2 separate regions of the Homo sapiens genome follow, and region 1 is linked to region 2. Evidence: read pairs that join two places in POLR2A ChIA-PET (ENCODE). Cell type or tissue: GM12878. All regions are shown on one strand. Links, peaks and the distances in the headings refer to the core of each region. The heading gives the core; the rest is flanking DNA.

The links. ChIA-PET counts read pairs that join two places held together with the same protein. Peaks named below come from ENCODE experiments on the same cell type or tissue, not always from the same donor. Only the 100,000 strongest peaks of a DNase experiment are listed, where the experiment ranks them.
Region 1: POLR2A ChIA-PET joins it to region 2 with 7 read pairs; 2 of 35 experiments call an interaction of 5 or more read pairs at or near these places.

What each region holds. Positions count from the first base shown.
Region 1 is chr17:43,699,657-43,704,050 of GRCh38, reverse strand. The region is part of intron 3 of LINC02594 (long intergenic non-protein coding RNA 2594); the gene reads right to left. Among named protein-coding and RNA genes, the nearest start is that of LINC02594, 37 kb to the right of the region's middle. RefSeq lists enhancers at 1,311-2,180, 2,298-2,457. In GM12878, for the core only: no CTCF peak of the experiment used is centred there; a DNase peak (open chromatin) is centred at 2,640.
Region 2 is chr17:43,468,944-43,473,337 of GRCh38, reverse strand. No RefSeq gene overlaps it. Among named protein-coding and RNA genes, the nearest start is that of DHX8, 13 kb to the left of the region's middle. In GM12878, for the core only: no CTCF peak of the experiment used is centred there; no DNase peak of the experiment used is centred there.

The sequences.
Region 1 (4,394 bases), core at 156-4,155, 230 kb before region 2:
AACTGAACCTGATTTAGTGACAAGCTTTCCCCCTCCCGGGTGGGCAGCCTGCAGTGAGAGAGGAGGCCAGTGGCATTTTCCTCAGTTTCTCAGCAGTGCCGTACCCAGCCTGGTCTTCAGCTCTCTGGGGTGGAGCCTGGGGAGAAAGAGGGGGAGGCCAGGGCAGTCCTACCCTGGGAAACAGGCTTTGGGCCTCTGGCTGGCCTTGGCCTATGTCTAACACCAGCTCTTTAGGCCTTGGTTAGGAGAAAGTCAATACATTTCTGGGTTTTGTGCAATATTCCTGTAGTAAGAATGGTCCCCTAGAGTAACAATGACTAAAACAAGATAATATCTACATTCATACTCTGACACAATTCTCACTTATTCTGCAAACTCTGATTAAAGGTCCATATGTGATTAACGCTGGGATAGCCCTGGAGATGCAGAAAACAGCCTTGTTGGGATGTTTGATGCCCTTGGCTTCATCACCCATCTCACAATGACCAGAAACTCAATGACACCCAGGTGAGGAGAAACTCATTTTTATCCCTGTTTAGTCAATAACCAGGAAGCACGGGGCTTACAATCTAGAGAACACTTCTAAAGACTACATCTTCAGCAGTACCCACTTTACTGATGGGGAAATAAGCCTCAGAGAGATTAACTAATGTGCCTAATGATATTTGGTAACTGACAAGGTTTAGACTCTAACCAAGGTCTTCTGGTCCTAACTTCAGAGTCCTGTGCACTTAAGACCACAATCTGACTCTCTTTTGTTGTCTGTGTGAGAGAAGAGTGAGGCAGGGATCTGAGTACATGAGAACGAACCAGGGAGGAAGGGCAGGCAGGCTAAACTCTCCCCGGGATCAGCAGAAAGCGGCCAGGACTCAGACACTCACTGTGGCCATGGAAGCTGCAAGGCAGATTTAAACTCCAGACATTTGAGACACCACGTAAGCCCTCCAGTACTGTAATATTTTTGGCGAGAGGAAGATGCAAGGAACACTTAAGATTTGGAATTGTTAACAGCAGTGAAAACACTACTTGAAAGCTGAAGGGAATAGCATGATGCCTGCTTGCAGCTCCCAGCTCACATTCATCCCCTCAGCCACCCAACATAAGGAGTTTATTTTCCCAAGAGTTCAAACAGGAGTCCCAGAACAGATCCTCATTGGCTCAGGCGGGTCACATGTCCCTCCCTAAACCAATCACTATAGCTAGAGGATTTGGAGCCCTGATTGGTCAGGCCTGGGTCATGTGGTTGATTTGGAGTACGCAAGGTGGAGTTAGCTCCCCGGCCCTACTTACAATGTGGGTAGGGAAGAGCTCTTAGCAGAAGGGGGAAGGGGGAACGGGAAATGGGAAATTAGATAAGAAAGAGGGCTTTGTACCACAGAAGGATTTCTACTTTATAGATTGGCAGTAGGAGCCCACAAATGCTTTCACATGGGAAAAGACATTTTCAATGTTGGGGGTCATGAAGGTGAATAAGGCAGCCAAGAAATTGTTGCTACCTAATCATTAGGTGTCAGTTAAACATGCATAGTATCGGCTGGGCGTGGTGCTGTAATCCCAGCACTTTTGGAGGCCGAGGCAAGTGGATTGTCTGAGCTCAGGAGTTCGAGACCAGCCTGGGCAACATGGCAAAAGCCGGTCTCTACAAAAAATGCAAAAATTAGTTGGGTGTGGTGGCACTGCCTGTGGTCCCAGCTACTCGGGAGGCTGAGGTGGCAGGATTGCTTGAGCCCCGAGTTGAGGCTGCAGTGAGCTGAGATTGCACGACGGCACTCCAGTCTGAGTGAAAGAATGAGGACCGGGCGCGGTGGCTCACGCCTGTAATCCCAGCACTTTGGGAGGCCGAGGTGGGCGGATCACGAGTTCGGGAGATCGAGACCATACTGGCTAACGCGGTGAAACCCCGACTCTACTAAATATACAAAAAATTAGCCGGGCGTGGTGGCAGGTGCCTGTAGTCCCAGCTACTCGGGAGGCTGAGGCAGGAGAATGGAGTGAACCAGGGAGGCGGAGCTTGCAGTGAGCCAAGATCACGCCCCACTGGACTCCAGCCTGGGCGACAGAGCGAGACTCCGTCTCAAAAAAAAAAAAAAAAAAGAATGAGACCCCATCTCTAAAAAAAAATAAAAAATAAAATAAACATGCATAGTATCTATTAATGTAAGTTACTCGGCAATATGGACAATGAGTAAGAGGGTAAAATCTGGTTCTGTCACTTACCAGACTTTGAAGGAGTTACTTAATTTCTCTTTGCCTCAGTTTCCTCATCTGCAAAATGAGGACAGTAACAATAACTGCTCCTAGGTTTGTTGTGCAGATTAAACAAATGTATACACCGTAAGGCACTTCAAGAAGGGGTAGTCAGAGTGTTTGCTTCAGTTCCCAGGAGCTGGGAGACCTCACATCCTGGCGGAGCCTCTAGTTCTGGCTGCACAGACCTGACTAGCCTGGCCTGGCCGCAGTAGCTGGCCCTGAGTAGTGACCCGCTCGCCCGCTGCCCTCGGAAGCCTCACTTGGCTGACAAACAGGAAGGTGGCAGGGCTGCCTGCGTGCCCTTGCCGCCCCCACAGCCCTGTGTCTGGCCCCAACCCTCATCTCTACTCGCGGCTGCGGTGAACTTGGATGGTGCTACTCTCACCACAAACCACAGTCCGTCACAAATTGCCGTGTGGTGAGTAGCGAGCACATTTATAATTGATGAAATCAGGGGGTGAGAGCTCATCGCTGAGATGCTCAGTAAACAAAGACCTGGTCCTTGGGTGGGGGAGGGGGTGCTTGAGAGTAAACAAGGGGACAGGAATGTTGGGGGGCTTAACTCTCCTGGAGAGTACATGAAAGGTCTCACCCACCAGCTTTTGTTTTTATTATTAAGCTTATTTTAAAGAGTTTCAATCCTATAGAAAAGTTGCACGAATATATAGACTCACATAGATTCCTTTTTTTTTAGAGACCGGGCCTCAGTCTGTCTCCCTGGCTGGAGTGCAGTGCTGCAATCATAGCTCACTGCAGCCTCAAACTCCTGAGGTCCTCTGATCATCCCACTTCAGCCTCCCAAGAAGCTGGAAGTACAGGCGTATACCACCGTGCCCACGTAATTTTTACTTTTTTTTTTTTTTGTAGAGATGGGGTCTCACTATGTTGCCCAGGCTGGTCTCAAACTCCTGGCCTCAAGTGATCCTCCTATCTCAGCTTCCCAAAATGTTGGGATTTACAGGTGTGAGTCACTGCACCTGGCCTAATAATTATATTCTTCAGTCTTTTCTTACTAGTCTGTTCTTAGTCTCATTCTGTTTAACCATTTGTGAGTAAGCTGCAGAGATCATGAACTTCCCTGCTAAATACCTCAAGGACATTTTCTTACATACCTATAAGAATGACTAACGGCCGGGAGCGGTGACTCATGCCTGTAATCCCAGCACTTTGGGAGGCTGAGGCGGGCAGATCACGAGGTCAAGAGATCGAGACCATCCTGGCCAACATGTTGAAACCCTGTCTCTACTAAAAGTACAAAAACAAGCTGGGTGTGGTGGCACCCGCCTGTAGTCCCAGCTACTCAGGAGGCCGAAGCAGGGGAATCGCTTGAACCCGGGTGGCAGAGGTTGCAGTGAGCCGAGATCACACTATTGCACTCCAGCCTGGTGACAGAGCAAACTCCGTCAAAAAAAAAAAAAAAAAAGAATGACTAATATCAGAAAATGTAATAACACAATACTAATATAAAATCCATGTTCAAATCTCACCAATTATCCAATACAATCCTTTTTAGCAACTCTTTTTTCCCAATCAAACCTGATTAGCCTTTCAATAGTCAAGGTCCCAGGTAATTGTCACCCTTGGTCCCCCACCCCACTGGGGGCTAGAATCCCACAGTCAGGTAGGAGTGATGAAGCTGTGGTCAGATCAGAAAACAAGGCCAAGCTTAGGATAACAGCTGGAGCCAGATGTAGAATCTGGCTAAGTAAGCTCTGGGAGCCCTGGAAGCTGTTTCCAGAAGGTCCCCAGGGATGGGAGCCCAGGTGAGCAGGGAGAGAGGCATGGAAGCTCTTACTGGGATCCCAAGGGAGACAGGAGGCTCTCACACTTCTGTCACAGCAGCCAAACCCTGGGCATGGACAGGTGGGGACAGGAGAGATGTTAGGAAGATAGGGAGGAGATCATCAACATTTCAGGCACAGAAGCTGGCAGAAGAGAGACACCTTTGTCATCTGTATTATGCTAATTGGTTAGTCTGTATATTTATTTAACAAATGTCTATTGCACCCTTACTGTATGCCAAAAACTATTTTAAGTGCTGGGGATACAGACCCAGTTCCAACCTTAAGGTGTTTATGTTCTATTGGGAGATGGGATAGTTTGCACTGTTGTTGTGAAAACGGTCACCCCCCCATCCCCTCCCA
Region 2 (4,394 bases), core at 290-4,289:
CTCCTTCCCACTGCCTGGAAGTACAGTTACAGTAGTGTTAAGCCATCTTGGACAATGTGAGCAAAGGCATGACCCTGGGCTTGGTGGAGCAAAAAGATAGGAGAAACCTGAGTCGCTGACGTCCCAGAGCCACCACACCAACCCTAGACTGCTTACTCTTGAATTATGTGAAAAAGAAAAAAAAGGCCAGGCGCGGTGGCTCATACCTGTAATCCCAGCACGTTGGGAGCCCAAGGCGGGTGGATCACGAGGTCAGGAGTTCAAGACCATCCTGGCCAAGATGGTGAAACCCCGTCTCTACTAAAAACACAAAAATTAGCCAGATGTGGTGGTGAGCACCTGTAATCCCAGCTACTCGGGAGGCTGAGGCAGAGAATTGCTTGAACCCAGGAGGCAGAGGTTGCAGTGAGCAGAGATCGCGCCACTGCACTCCAGCCTGGGCGACAGAGTGAGACTTCGTCTCAAAAAAAAAAAAAAAGAAGAAAAAAAAAGAGAGAGAGAAAAAAAAACCCTCTGTCTGGTTTAAGCCTACCATTAATAGGGTATCATGACTGCATTACCTGAACCTACATCCTAGTAAGTAGACCCAATCAGGTTCAACTTTCACTTTCAGCAGCTCTCAGATCTATATGTCCACCGAAACACTCCCAAGATCCAATCCCACATTTCAGCTACCTTCTGGACTCTCCAGCTGAATGTCCAACTAGAATCTTAAAACCTAGGACGTACATTTAAAACCAAAGTTGGCTGGGTGCGGTGGCTCATGCCTGTAATCTCAGCACTTTGGAAGGCTGAGGTGGGCGGACCACCTGAGATCAGGAGTTCAAGACCAATCTGGCCAACATGGTGAAACCCCGTCTTTACTAAAAATACAAAAATTAGCCAGGTGTGGTGGTGGGTCCCTGTAATCCCAGCTACTCTGGAGGCTGAGGCAGGAGAATCACTTGAATCCGGGAGGAGGAGGTTGCAGTGAACCGAGATGGCGTCACTGCACTCCAGCCTGCGCGACAGAGCGAGACTCCATCTCAAAAAAAAAAAAAAAAATTAAATTAAAAAAGGGCAACCCATTTTCCAAGTCACCTAGGCTCCAAATCTGTGATACCTCCCCTCTTATGACCTCTACATCCAATAAATAGCCCCCCAACAACCTTAGTCCCCTGCACTCTCTGCATGCCCCATATCCTTCAACCAAATCAGACCACTTGCTTATCCCCATTCCTGAATATCCCATTCTGCTTCTAGAACTATTGCAGATTCTGTACTTAACTCTACTGAAAGTCCATACCCAGTAGGCCCTTCTCTTTAAAGGCATGTCTGAGTCATCCCTCAGAAGTCCATCTCAAAGCCTTGTATGAGGTAGGTATGCAAAGCAAGTGTTTTTCAGATTGAAGAAATAAAGTGGTTTGCCCCAAGCCACGTGGCTAGTTACAAATGTTCTGCCATATGATGGAGTCTGCACATTCAGATGATAGACACTATATTTCCTCCTTTCTTTATTGGGCTTACAATGTCATAAGGATATGGACTTCTTAGGAAAAGGTAGTGATTTGAGGAATTCTAAACTACAATTTAAATAACCATCCTGCTATTTTGAGCCTTTGGCATACCATACACTATAATTTTGTCGCTGTGTCTGTGTAACACAAGATAACTGATATAAGCATTTTATATATGTTCATGGGTTAGATGTGAATCTTTATCCAAACATGCTGTAGCCTGCCTGATTCCTTATGGGCCAGGAAGGCATTTAGAATACTAAGATATATTTCCAATTGTGCTTGCTCAGATCAAATTGAGAATAATTGTGGGATCCCTGGGTGAATTTTAAACAAATCAGAGGGTAACACAGCCAATATTTGAGCCACGTAGCTGGCTCTTACAATGAAATGTCTATAGCCAACCTTGTTTGTGTGCTCATGATTTTTTTTTAAAAGATGTGTGGAGCCATTGGAGAAAGAAAGTAAAGCAGTATTTTTTGAGTACCTACTTAGGCATGTGACTAGATACTTTGACCATTATTACCACGACCCTAAAAGTAGATAGGAACTACAAGAAGATACAGGGAGGTGGAGAGACAGGCAGCAAGGCCATTTGGCCAGACCTCAAATGATGGGGCCTCAATTTTGGTTGCTTTTGAGAGGCAAATTTGAGCAGAGCTGGTTTAAGCCTTGAACTATATCCTTCAGTTCTTTCTAAGAGCCATATTGCCCTCAGTTGCCAAGGCCTGATCTAGTCTTTCACAGTACCTGTAAATGCCAGCTGGGTTTGTGATCAAGAAACTGTTACCTTGGCCACTTAAGAGACAGTGCTCAAAGCTATTATAATTTCTGCTTATGATAACTTTCTTCCTCCGGAACATAGAGAAATATGCTCTTTGGATGTCATTCAGCTATTTCCATAAATATAAAAGAAAATGATTAATTGCACATATTCTTATATATTATAAATTGCATACATAATGATATCTATTTTAATGTATTGGTTTATGATAGCTTGAAATTCCTGATTTATCTCTTTTTTTTTTTTTTTTTGAGACAAAGTCTTGCTCTGTCGCCCAGGCTGGAGTGCAGTGGCCAATCTCGGCTCACTGCAATCTCCACCTCCCGGGTTCACGCCATTCTCCTGCCTCAGCCTCCCAAGTAGCTGGGACTACAGACACCTGCCACCATGCCCAGCTAAGTTTTTGTATTTTTTTTAGTAGAGATGGGGTTTCACCATGTTAGCCAGGATGGTCTTGATCTCCTGACCTCGTGATCCGCCCGCCTCGGCCTCCCAAAGTGCTGGGATTACAGGCGTGAGCCACTGTGCCCGGCCTTATTTCTTAAATTCTTTATAATTTTCTACATTTCCCCTTTATTAGCTTTAAACATAATTTACATAAAACAGAACAATTTCACATTCAATTATGTTCTTATATACTTACAGTAGTATTTTTGGGTTTTTTTTTTTTCAGTTCTGTAATAATATTATTCAGATAAGTTTGATTTGTTTTTGTTTTTGTTTTTGCTTTTTTTTGTTGTTTTTGTTTTGTTGTTGTTGTTGTTTTTGAGATGGAGTCTCGCTCTGTCGCCCAGGCTGGAGTGCAGTGGCACGATCTCAGCTCACTGCAAGCTCCGCCTCCTGGGTCCACACCATTCTCTTGCCTCAGCCTCCCGAGTAGCTGGGACTACAGGCGCCTGCCACCACGCCCTGTTAATTTTTTGTATTTTTAGTAGAGACAGGGTTTCACTGTGTTAGCCAGGATGGTCTCGATCTCCTGACCTCGTGATCTGCCCACCTTGGCCTCCCAAAGTGCTGGGATTGCAGGCGTGAGCCACCGTGCCCGGCCTATGTTTTGTTTTGTTTTTGAGACAGGGACTCACTGTGTCACCCAGGCTGGAGTGCAGCGGCATGATCACAGCTCACTGCAGCCTTGGACTCCTGGGCTCAAGCAACCCTCCCACCTCGGTCTCCCAAAGCACTGGAATCACAAGGAAAAACCACCACACTCAGTCCCAGGATTTTTGAAACTGGAATTGAGGGAAGAAACCAGGCCTTCTTTGATAGTGAAGCTAGATCCATGAGATACGAGAGATACCAAAAGCCATGATCCCCTCTCTGGGGAAAAAGCTGGACTGAAAGAATAAAGCCAACATGTGGGGAGGGGAACAAACAAAACCAGGAGAAAGTATCCTGGAGACATTTTAGTCCTCATTCCAGTTATCCCTTATTCTAGATGCCCTACGATCCTACCACTACATTCTCCTTTTTGCCCAAGCTGAGTCAAGCCATCTTTATATAACTAGTAACTGGCAGAGCAAAGAGGCCTGGATGGGTAAGTCTGACTCCTGAGCCCATGCTGTTTTCGCTGCAGGAGACCAAGTTTCATCTAATCACTCAGATCTTATCCCTGACAACATGGGAATCAACAGCACAAAGGTACCAAACCCAGCCCTTCAACTTCACGTGACTCATACCCACTTTAGCCTCAATCTTCTACAGAATGTGGGAAGCTGGTGTCCTCACTGGTGTTGTACATTTCAAGATGACACATGCATCTAGGGGCATGGGTTCAGAAGGAAATACTACACTCCCAGCTGTGTGTCTACACCGAACTTAGATGGGGTATGGTGAATAATCAGCCGCACAAAGCCACACCCAGGCAAGCTTGTACATACTTGAAAGAGTAAGAGAATGTGGAAAATCTGAATTAAGGCAAAGGTAACAGGCCTCTACATGGTTATATTCTTTGCTGCTCCCAATATACTTTCCCATGTTGTCTTGTTTTGAGTCTTATGGCAATCCTGGAGGGACAAAGAGCAGGTATAGTATCAACTACATTTTACAGAAAAGAAAACTATGAAAAAACAGTTGCCACAGTGCCAGGGCAGAGCAGATGCTCAGTAAACTCCTTC